Linked DNA regions of Mus musculus: region 1 is linked to region 2. Evidence: chromatin loops called from intact Hi-C (ENCODE). Cell type or tissue: heart. All regions are shown on one strand. Each heading gives the region's core, and the rest is flanking DNA. Links, peaks and the distances in the headings are about the cores only.

Evidence for each region. Hi-C counts contacts between places; a loop is a spot of excess contacts. Peaks named below come from ENCODE experiments on the same cell type or tissue, not always from the same donor. Only the 100,000 strongest peaks of a DNase experiment are listed, where the experiment ranks them.
Region 1: a loop joins it to region 2, with 2.4 times the contacts of the local background. A loop is called at or near these places in 8 of 42 quality-filtered maps.

Annotation. Positions count from the first base shown.
Region 1 is chr2:168,202,672-168,208,040 of GRCm38, forward strand. It overlaps Adnp (activity-dependent neuroprotective protein), which reads right to left and starts at 4,441. Exons shown (of 4, transcript NM_009628.3): 1 at 3,903-4,441. The region is part of intron 9 of Gm20716 (predicted gene 20716); the gene reads right to left. In heart, for the core only: CTCF peaks have their summits at 2,010, 2,817 (motif pointing left) and 4,723 (motif pointing right); DNase peaks (open chromatin) are centred at 2,820, 3,720, 3,840 and 4,820; H3K4me3 peaks cover 3,553 bases; H3K27ac peaks cover 2,418 bases.
Region 2 is chr2:168,151,319-168,156,687 of GRCm38, forward strand. It overlaps E130018N17Rik (RIKEN cDNA E130018N17 gene), which reads right to left and starts at 3,195. Exons shown (of 2, transcript NR_040327.1): 1 at 3,036-3,195; 2 at 1,285-2,433. In heart, for the core only: CTCF peaks have their summits at 3,199 (motif pointing right) and 3,398; a DNase peak (open chromatin) is centred at 3,293; H3K4me3 peaks cover 1,233 bases; H3K27ac peaks cover 3,469 bases.

The DNA.
Region 1 (5,369 bases), core at 147-5,146, 51 kb after region 2:
CACTTTGTAGACCAGGCTGGCCTCGAACTCAGAAATCCGCCTGCCTCTGCCTCCCGAGTGTTGGGATTAAAGGCGTGCGCCACCACGCCCGGCTTCCAGCTATCTCTTAAATTGCAACTTTTCACAATTGAATTTGTAGAACAGACATAAGCCTTAAGCCAGAATAATTCTGAACATTTCTGTTTTTTCCAGATAAGGTTTCTGTGTAGTCTTGCCTGTCCTAGAACTAACTATGTAGACCAGGCTGGCCCAGAACTCACAGAGATCCACCTGCCTCTGCCTCCTTAGTGTTAGGGTTAAAGGCGTGTGTGTGCCACCACTGCTGAGCTTAACGTTTCTGCTTTCTAAAGACTGAATTCTTTTTACTGTACACACACACACATATTTAAAAATTTGCTACAAGGGAACAATCTCATATGCTATATTGTATAGATATCTATACTTTCAGTAATTAAGCTTATTATTGGTCAATTACTTTTGAGCTTTTGTGGAAATAAAACCTGATCAGTATTGTGAAGTTAAAATGCTATTAGATTTTCTTCTGAAGTCTGGTTTAAGAAAAAGAATCTAAGAAAAATCAGTTCATACTCGGTGTTCCCTATATAATGTCTTGAGAGCCAAAATTTAAGATCTGGTTATTTTTAATGTCTAGTAGAGACTATTACAATAGTAAGAAGAAACCCTTTCAGCAAATCAAGATAATAAATTAAACAGAACACTCACTTCCCTACTCAGGTTAACTAAGGCTGGTCAAAGGATTCTAGTTCATATACTGTAAATCTCAGCTTTCATAGGTCTAAGCGATGGCTCAGCTGCTCTTGCAGAGGACCAAGTTCGGTTCCCAGCACTCTTACCATCATAACCATCAGCAACTCCAATGTTAGGAAATCTATTGCTCTCTTTTGGTTTCCTTGGGCACTGCAGGCACACAAAGCACATCTATGTAAAGAAAACACTATTCACATATGATAAAAACAAATTCCCACCTTCCAACCCTCCCCTTTTGTGCCAGACCTAGCTAACCGCTGAAACTGTAAGGACATACACACTCATCCAACGAGGTTCCCTGATGACCAACACCATAAAGAAACTAGCTAACTCTGTCATTTCATTTATAAGAATGAACAAAGGCACATTTGCAAACTTTATCTCACAAACACATATTCTAACAGGAAACTGTTCTCTTCTTATTCACTTTATGTGTTTAACAAATACTAATACCACAGTATTTCGAGATCACAAACAATCTTACTTGTATTTAATATTGGACTGTGTAAATAGTAAAAATGCATAACAAACCATGAATCCAATGTAGTTTTTAGAGCAATACTGATAACAAGGTGCCTCTTTTTCACTCAGCAAAATGCTACCTGACAGCAACCGAAAACAAACAAACCCCTAAAAAACAAAAAACCCTACCCTCTTCAAGCATTAAATAGTTATTTACATATATTTGGTATCCCTTGATTTTTCTTGGCACGTCGATGTAAGATGTCTGTAACAGTAGGATAAAGCATTCACAGATACTAGCATCACTGTCAATATTACCAAACAAGAACAAATCAAATCCAGAGACTCTTACCAGGCCAGTCACATCTCTACCAATGAACTACTTTCCCCAGATCCCTTTAACCAAGTAACTAAGGCTTTCAGATGCTGAGCAAGTCTTGAGATAGACTACTTAAAACTTTATGTCCAAAAGTGCAGAATGCAAATGATTACAACAACATCATCGACTTTAAATTTTTCTCTTAAAAGAGACACATATTTTAAACGTTCAAAACCCATTACTGCAACCAGCTCTAACGAGTTCCTTGAGGAATGTGGCGAGGCTGAAATTTTGAAAGTTCATGTTCTGGTGGTGATCAGGAGGAAGTCTCTAGCTTTCCTGATGCTGCAGTCCCCACCCTCCAAAATGATATACCCACCGGTGTGAATTGACAATGCAGTCCAAAGAGCAAGGCAGGGAACGGAGTCCAGATCCTCAAAATGGCAGTACAGGGAATAACCACTAGGCCACCTATCAGTTCAGTACAAAAAGTGCAACCCTGTGCATCACGATGTAAAAGCTGGGGCCTAGGTTTCGTACTGTGCATCTCACACCTATGGAAATAACAACAGGAGTAAAATCTACAGAAATCCACACACCCTAAAAAGGTGGGTGCGCACCGAACCAAGACTGGTGTCAACACTTGCAAAGGCAGTTGGCTACAGACAGTGTACTGCTGAAAGTGGAAGGCAACACAATTTTGCAGTGAACTCTATTAAGTTTGACAATGAAGAACTCAATAGGGACCTGATGTTTACCAACAAAGCCTTGCAAATCCTGACACCCATCTTTCATGGCTGTCAAAATCACCAACCCATAAAACCTCTCAAGAATGACTTTCCACTCGCAAAAGAGTCGGAGAGATTTGGATTGACCTGATCTCCCAAGCCCGTGACTTTCAGGTTTTAAACAACCCCCTTTACCACCTAGCCTAGGAAAGAGATGTCAACACATCAAACCTTAAGGTGAAGGAATTCTTGAGAAAGGGAACCTATGACCCAAGGATGTGCACCAAGGTGACTGATCAGCAATCAAAGTCTGAGGGTGAACAGGTTTGAAAAAGTAAAAAAAGACAACTTTCCAAACGGAGAAGTGGCTTTCTTAAATAAAATCTCTCTAGCCTCACTTAATCCTTCGCCATGTTGCTGTCAGCTCACCCAGTGCAAGTCTTGCTGGACCCATTTTCCCATGGTCTGTAGAAGGCGCTGTTTAGCACATCCTGTTCTAGTTCTGGGGCCCTTCCCCCCTCTGCAGCCTTACCCAGTGCAGGGAATGCGCCCCCTACTGACTCCCACACTCAGTGCCTTTAACCGACTTGGCTGCAGTGCCTTTTGGGTGGGGGCTGGTATTTTCTCCATGACCATAAACCAGAAGCAACAATGCAGATTTATAAAGAAACTGCACAAAGCTATCCAAGAGACACCCCCCGACACACATCCCATTGTGAAGGTTCAAGATACAGGCACAAGAAGCATCAGGGATGGGAACTGGGCGTTTGGGGCTGGACAGCATTAAAATGGCTAACACAGGAAACAGTTTGGTTCTTTTTCCCTCCTAAGCCTTTGTCTGTGAAATGGGGTTATGACAAGAACTGTCCAGAGGACCTGGTGACTGGAAGAACACTGAGAAGACACTTGGGGTGTGTGGCAGGGAGTGAGACTAAAATGAGTATTAGACTTCTTGGAGAGAAGAAGAGAAGCAATCGCGCCTTTTCTAGCAGACAGGCATCCAGGTTGGGGGTAGGGTGGGGAAGGGAGGAGAAGGACAGGCAGCTCAGAGGAAAGAAGAGGCGAATAAGAGGGTGCTCAAAGAACTACTCCCCATTCATTGCATTCGAAAAAAATTCTTTCCGCGGCTTTCTGGATTTCCATTTTCTGACTGCAAAGTTGATCAGAAAGCTCTAAAGAGGGAGTGCTGACCAGGTAGCCCAGATTGAAAGCAGGGCCGGTGAGGGGCTGTGGTGGTTAGGATGGGAGGGAAACTGGCATGTTGTTGGGGAGGCAAAGACTTTCACCCTCTGCCATGCACGCTCCCCGCCCCCCAGGCCTTTCCCCCCTTTCCAAGCCTAGGGTGGGCAGACCTGGCAGAAGGCTGGTTCCGGGGACTGGGGGAGGGCGGGAGGGGATTAGTTCTGAGGACGAGAGAGCGAGCGGGGTTCGGCTGGGGGCGGGGTGGGTGCGGGAAGATGCCACTAGCCGCAAAAGCCCATGGTGGCCGGCCGGCAGCCCCGCGGGGCGGAGAAGGGGATCGGGCTGCAGGAGGGCTGCGGCCGACTGGGGTTCGAGGCGGTGTGTGCACGCCGAGCACAATGACCGCGCCCGGGATCGGCGGCGGGCAGGGCCGCGGGGCTTACCTTGGCTCGGCCTCGAGGCGTGCGCGGGGCCGGCGTGCTCTAGAGCACGGCGGCGGGTGGACGGCGGCACGGCGATGGCGGCGAGGACGCGCCCGGGGCCTCGTCGCGCTCGGGCTCCGGCTCGAGCCGCGGCCGCGGCTGCTGCCGGGGGGCGCGGCGGGCGCAGCAGAGCGGCGGGCGGCGGCGCGGGCAGTGCAGACAAAGGAGGGGCGGAGGGCGGCGGAGGGCGTGGGGCCGCGGCTTCACCGTCGCGGGCGGGCAGGCGGGCGGCGACGGCCGCGCGGCTCCTCGGCGGCGGAGACCGAGAGAGGGAGCTGTGGCTGAGGCGACGCCAAATCCCCCCCGAGCGAGCGCGGCTGGAGGGGGAGGGGGCCAAGATGGCGGCGGGCGGGCGCTCAGCTCATGGGTCCCGGCGGCGGCGGGTAGACCGGACGGGTGGCGGCGGCGGCGGCGGGCGGGGGAGGGGGCTGGTCCCGCGTCTCCCCTCAGCAGACAATACAAGCGCCTCAGAGCAAGTCCCCGAACCTGCCCTAGCCAAAATGGCGGCCGAGAAAGAGCGGAAGTGACGTAAGCGACTCATTAGCATAAGAGGACTCATTGTCCAGCTGGGGGGGGGCGGGGGCCATGGACCCCCTACTCGGCGACCCCCCCCCAAGGGAGAGCTCTTCGGTCCTCGGCTGCGGCGACACCCACTTTCCTTATGGCAGGGTGGCCCCAGCCCCCCCCAGCCTCTCCTGGGTGAGATTATATAATCCCCACTGAGGGGAGCTCTCGCGAGAACGTGGAGGCTTTGCCATTGCCCCACTAGGAGGCGCCGTGGATAATGGCCGCACTGCGCTCCTGGGTGCCTTCCTCTGACCGCAGCGCCGCCGGCGGAGGCAGAAGTAGCGGGCCGCAGCACGCCTCGACAGTCAGTCAGGTGGCTGCACTGGGGATCCCTGCGCGGGCCCATCTGGGCCTGAACTACATCTGGCAGGAGGGCGCCTGGGGCTGCCCAAGGCCCACGTGCTCAGAGTCAGCTCTCCCAAGCTGGAGGCAAAGCCAAGGGTTGAGCCTGCTGCCTCCTGCCTTTAATGAGGTGTGATGCCCTCGTGTTCCTCCCATTTTTTGAGATGACACAGCTCTGAGGCCATGTCAGCTCTTCTAGTGAACTGGTATGGGATAGACAGGGACTCAGCTTTTCACTTCTGCTGTTCCTTGGACTCAAGTCATTCCTTCAAGTCATCAGATGGCCACTTACCATTGACTCAAGGAAAAAAAAAGTGGGATTTGTAGAGTTGAGGCCATTGGATTGTCAATGGCTAAGGATGAAAACGGTCTGGCACTCACCCACAATTCTGGTATGTGACAGCACCTGCACTGTTGGCTTTGTAACTTTGGATCATCCCCAACCAACATACCATGTCAACATCAACAGCCTCGGTCCACTTTAAAGGAACAGTAGTTACCCTACCGTAGATAAGGATG
Region 2 (5,369 bases), core at 169-5,168:
CCAATCAAGAAGATGTCCCACAGTTTTGCCTATAGGCTGATGTAATGGAGTTAGTTTCTCAGTTGTGGCTCCCTCTTCTAGGATGACCCTACCCTGTGTCAAGACATAGGGTTTGATTTCCAGCACCAACATGGTGGTTCACAACTACCCCTAACTCAAGTTCCAGGAGATCTGATGCCCTCCTCTGACCTCCACGGCACCAGGCATACAGGGGATACACATATATGCACACAGGGAAAACACACAATAAGATAGAATAAAGAAATGTAAATTTTGCCGGGCAGTAATGGTGCACGCCTTTAATCCCAGCACTTGGGAGGCAGAGACAGGCAGATTTCTAAGTTCGAGGCCAGCCTGGTCTACAAAGTGAGTTCCAGGACAGCCAGGGCTGCACAGAGAAACCCTGCCTGTCTCAAAAAACTAAAAAAAAAAAAAAAAAAAAAAAGGTAAATTTTGTATTACATTTATTTGTGTGTGTGTGTATGTATGAGTGTGAGTATATATGTGTATGTGTGTGGGAGGGGTACATGTGTTCCACAGTGCATGTGGTGTTCAGAGGACAATCTCTCTTCTGCCTGAGGTTGAATGGGCCTCCAAGCATAGAGTTAGAGACATCAAAGATCTGAAAGGCCAGCTCTGGGCAGGAGACAGGGTGACCCAAGACAGACTCAGCCCTCAGCCCTTAGTTGTGGGTGACAAGCCATGACAGTGGCAGGGGACAAAGCCAGGCTCATTCTGATTCTCATCTTACTAGTCCCTCTCTCAAGATATGTGCTGTGTGTATTCCGCTTGAAATGGAGGTACAGAGAGGTTAAGTAACTGGCCCAAGGTCACACAGCTGGGCTCTGGGAACCCTGTTCTTAGTCTATGGTACCTTGGAAACTTAGGTCTGGGAGGATACAGGGAATAAACAGATTCTAAGACGACGATTCAGTGGTAGTTCTGTCTGCAGGGATCCAATCTGGTTTTAGGGCACTAGGGGCGGCTTGTGGGAAAGGTGGGGGACACAGAATGGGATGGTAAATCAGAGGTCGGGGTTACGCTTAGCCTGTCTGTGCAAAGGCGTGCAGGTGCAGCTGAGCACAGAGCTTGCGAGGTGGCAGGAGGTGAATGTTGGTGGGGGAGCCAAGTGAGTAGGGCCAGAGTCACAGGGAGTTTAGTATTAATCTAAGGACAGTGGGGTGCCTTAGAGGGTTTTATAGCAGGGTTACCGGGCTTGGGGCCACAGCCTGCCAGGTTTGGGACACCAGACCTCAATAAGCCAAATAAAGTAGCTAATGTATAGTGAATAGCAAAAAAGGAACTTTACTTAGTGTGGCTGCAACAGAAGGATACCCAGAGATCCAGGGAGTTCCCAAATCCTTAGGGATCCTGACCGAGGGTGGGGCTTAAATAATAAGAGATTTGCATAACTCCTTAGTCAAGGCCTGACCCTGTCTGTTACCTCCTCAGTTCAGTTCCAAGGTCATGGGATTAGTTGTTAATCTTCTGGGTGACCAGTTCCCCTCAGGTTGTCCCCAAGGCTCCAGGCATTTATTCTCTCACCAGGAGAATACTGGGGAACTTTTCATTTCTTGGGGTCCATTTTTTTCCACTAGACTGAAAGCTAAAGAGAGGGTCATGAGTGTCTCTTTAGAATGTGTCCCCTCCTGCCAGACAGGCTGGGTATGGCAGAAGTAGAGACTTCTTCAGTGTTGGTGGCAACATTCAGAGACTTACCTGGGAGCTGAGGAGGGCACCTGGGTGCACCCCACCCCCCAAAGGAGGCTTTTGCTCCTAGGATTGTTCTTCAGTTGAAAATATTTCATGCTGAGCTCTGGGCTCCTTGAAAGCCCCACTTCAGGAGTTTGGGCCCCTTGTCCAATCAAAGGAGAGAAAAGAAACCCAGCCTTAGGTCAGTGGAGCAGGGCTCTGGGGAACGGAGCCTGAGGAGCAGGCCAGAGCTTAAGCCGCACACAAGAGCATCCCACCTGAAGACTGTTCCAGTCCGTGTGAAGGGAGCTTTGAGCCAGGCCTGTGCCCCCTCAGGTCTGCAGGAGACCATAGCTGATGTCTGCAGCCAACCTGGGTCTGCCCTCAGCGCCATGTGCCCAGAGGCTCAGTAGCTCACTAATTTGTTGTTAACCACTGTTTGTTTCCTGCCAAGCCAAAACATCTTGTTCATGAGGTTTTACCTTGATGAATTTTCTCCATGAGAGGTACTTTCCAGTGAAGGAAGGATCCAGGACTCAGGGCAGAGGCTGTCCATGCAGCAGGCAGTCTGGCTATGGTGGCCTAGACTGGCTTTTCACCTTAATCCAGCAGGGCTAGAAGAGACCAGGAGGCCAGGTGGTCCCAGGAAAACTAGTCAGGGGCCCTGGTGGCAGAAGGGACACTTTGCCCACAGCAGAGCAGGCATGAGACGGAACTGCAGGGAGACGGGAACAGATTCTCCTGTTTGGGAAAAAGCTGGACGTCAGACATTTTTTTATTTTTGAAACAAGGTCTTGCTTTGCAGCCCTGGCTGGCCCAGAACTTGGCATGTAGACCAGGCTGCATGTTGGCCCCGCAGCAAGGCTTAGCCTGGGTATACTGGTACACTCCTGTAATCCCAGCATTTGGGAGGAAGAGGCAGGAAGATCAGAAGTTTCAGGTCAGCCTCAGATTAGCTAGAGATGACCTTTAACTCCTAATCCTCCTGCCCCTGGCTCTGCCCCTTCAGAGGCCTCTGAGATCAGATGCATAGAATGAGGGACATCTGTCCATCAGGTTGTACTAGCTCCAGCCCAGACTTCCCAGCTCTTAGCTTTGGCCCCTGATTCTGACGTCTTATAAAAACTCCAGAGACAGGTGACTCCACTTTACAAGGAAGGAGCTCTAGGCTCAAAGACCTCACAGTGTCCCTCTCCCTGCCTGTGTTCTGTCTGGGTGGACCATAGCCTCTGTCCTACCCATGGTGACACGTGGGCGAAAGGATCTGACCCCAGCTATGAAGTCCCAGAGGGACCCTGGGTAGGATCCCTCGGCTACCATCTACCCAGTTACATTTCCAGTACCTGCAGAGGGCACGTGCTCTTCCTCAAGGTTGTGCACCCAGTAGGTGCTCAATACATTCCAGAGATATCTGACCTTCCAGCTCTGTTTGGCTCTCTGTCTGACAGCAGAGAGCTGACAGAGAAGAAATGGCGGCTGTAGGGAATGCTGCCCTGCCCTGGCTGGCCTGTAGGGGTCGTCCTTGGGTGCTAGGCTTGGAGTCCCTCCCTTCCCCACCCCCAGCCAGCAGGAGAGAGGCTTAGCTGGGCCTCCTCCCCCAGCGGGGGGCCCCAGGAGGGCCATGGGGAGGAGCCTGCCTGGCTGGAGCTGGGAGGGCTCTTGCTGAAACACAAAGCAGCCAGGGGAGGTTCCAGGCGCCTGCTGGCAGCTCTGAACCGGCTTCTTTCTCTTCCTGCCTTCAGCAGTCCTGGTGGTAAAAACGCCGCATGACAGATGGCTAATACCGAAGCAAAGATGGAGGCCGAGTCCCACACCTCCCCAGCACCCAGCCTCCTACACAATCATGCTTTTGTGTGTGTGTGTGTGTGTGTGTGTACACGCTCATGCCAAGGCAGCAAGCATACCTGTAGTGGTCAGAGTACAAGAGGTCAAATTGTTTCTGGGTTTTTGTTTTGTTTTGTTTGTTTGTTTGGTTGGTTGGTTTTTTGGAGAATCTTGTGTAAGACCAACTGGGTTGGAACTCTTGTTTTGTAGACCAGGGTGGTCACTTGCCTCTTCTTGCCAAATTTTGGTATTAAAGGTAAGCACCACCCTGTCTGGCTTAGAGAGCAGTTTATGGGCATTGGATCTTTCCACCATGTGAGTCCCTAGGATGGTGGAACCATTTGTCAGGCTTAGCAGCAAGCACCTGTACTCACTGAGCCATCTCATTGGCCCTGACCTGTGTTTTCAGATGGTTGTGTTCATGTTAAAGCTTTGGGGAGAGTCAGTTGGATTCTCATTATGACCGTGAGACGTTTTTATTTGGTGGTGGTGGGGTGTTTGTGTAGGCATAATGAGAAGCACCCCAACTTATTTGGTGGGGACACACTCAAAATTTCCTTTTCGCAAATCTGTGTCGTCCTCTGATGTCTGGGGCTTGTATGGTGACATGATTAATGGAACCTGCCTCTACTCCTGGGATCCCAAGAGCATCCAACCCAGGAGTGACAACCTGGAAGCTGTCCAACACAGCCAGATGCCCCTTGAAGGCCCGATGTCTGTCCTGGGTTATCAGATGGAAGATGGCTGTGGATAGTGGCCCAAGGCCAAGGGGTCCACCCTGTCTCCTCTGAGCTATCTGTGGTAATTTCCAGAAGGAACCCTGAGCTTCAAGCTCAGTAGGTAACGGCCTTGCCTAAGGAGCCTGAGCACCTGAGCTCTGTCCCTTGACCCCGAATTTCAAAAGCAGGGTGTGCAACCAAGTATGACCTTGTACGAGGCAAGTAAAACAGGGGGTTCAGGAGCTTAAAGTCACCCTCAGTGACATAGCAATCTCAAGACCAGCCTGGCACATAGGAGCCTCTTGTCTAAAAATTAAACCAGTTGGTAGTGATGGCACTATTGTAATCCCGGAACTGCGGAGAGGAGACGGGCAGACCCAGGACTCACTGGCTGGCCAGCCTAGCCTGATGGGTAAACTCCAGGGCAGGGACAAGAGTCTTCTCAAAACATAGGCTCAGCTGTGAGACTGTAGGCCTGATACCCCGACACCCCAATACCAGGAGGGAAAGGAAGGCAGGAGGTCAGTTGTAACTACACAGAGAGAGTTCAGGGTCAGCCTGGGCTCTGTGAGACCCTGTATCAACACAACAGAAAACCAAAAACCGGGCTGGCAAGACGGTTCAGCCAGTAAGAGGCACTTGCCACCAAGCCTAGGACACTACATGATTCCCCAAAGCACACTGAATGAAGAGAAGAAATAAAAAAGGAAAAGAGCAAGACTCGTCTCAGGTTTTGGCAGCAGATGAATGAAATGGATGCAGTAAAGAACCCAAAGTAGTCGCTCAAGCTTAAAGAAAAACATTTATTCCAGACGAAGAAGTTTCTCTCTCTCTCTCCAGCAGAGAAGCAACTGCGTGTACACGGTGGTGGTGGCGATGGCGGCGGCGGTGGTGGCGGCGGCAGCGGCGGGTGTTTCCAGGGTTTTAAGGAGAACCTGGGAGGAGGGAACTTGTAATCTGGGATGGAGGACTTTGAAGTGTATAACAGGGATTTGTTGCGTGGAGATTGAAGGAGCCTAGAAGTGGGTCAGCACAGGCCTTGATATGCTAATTGAACCACAGGTATATGTTAATGCAGGACCTGAAGTCCCTTTGGTCTGAGACAAGGACAATGCTTCCTTTTAGCGGGCAGAA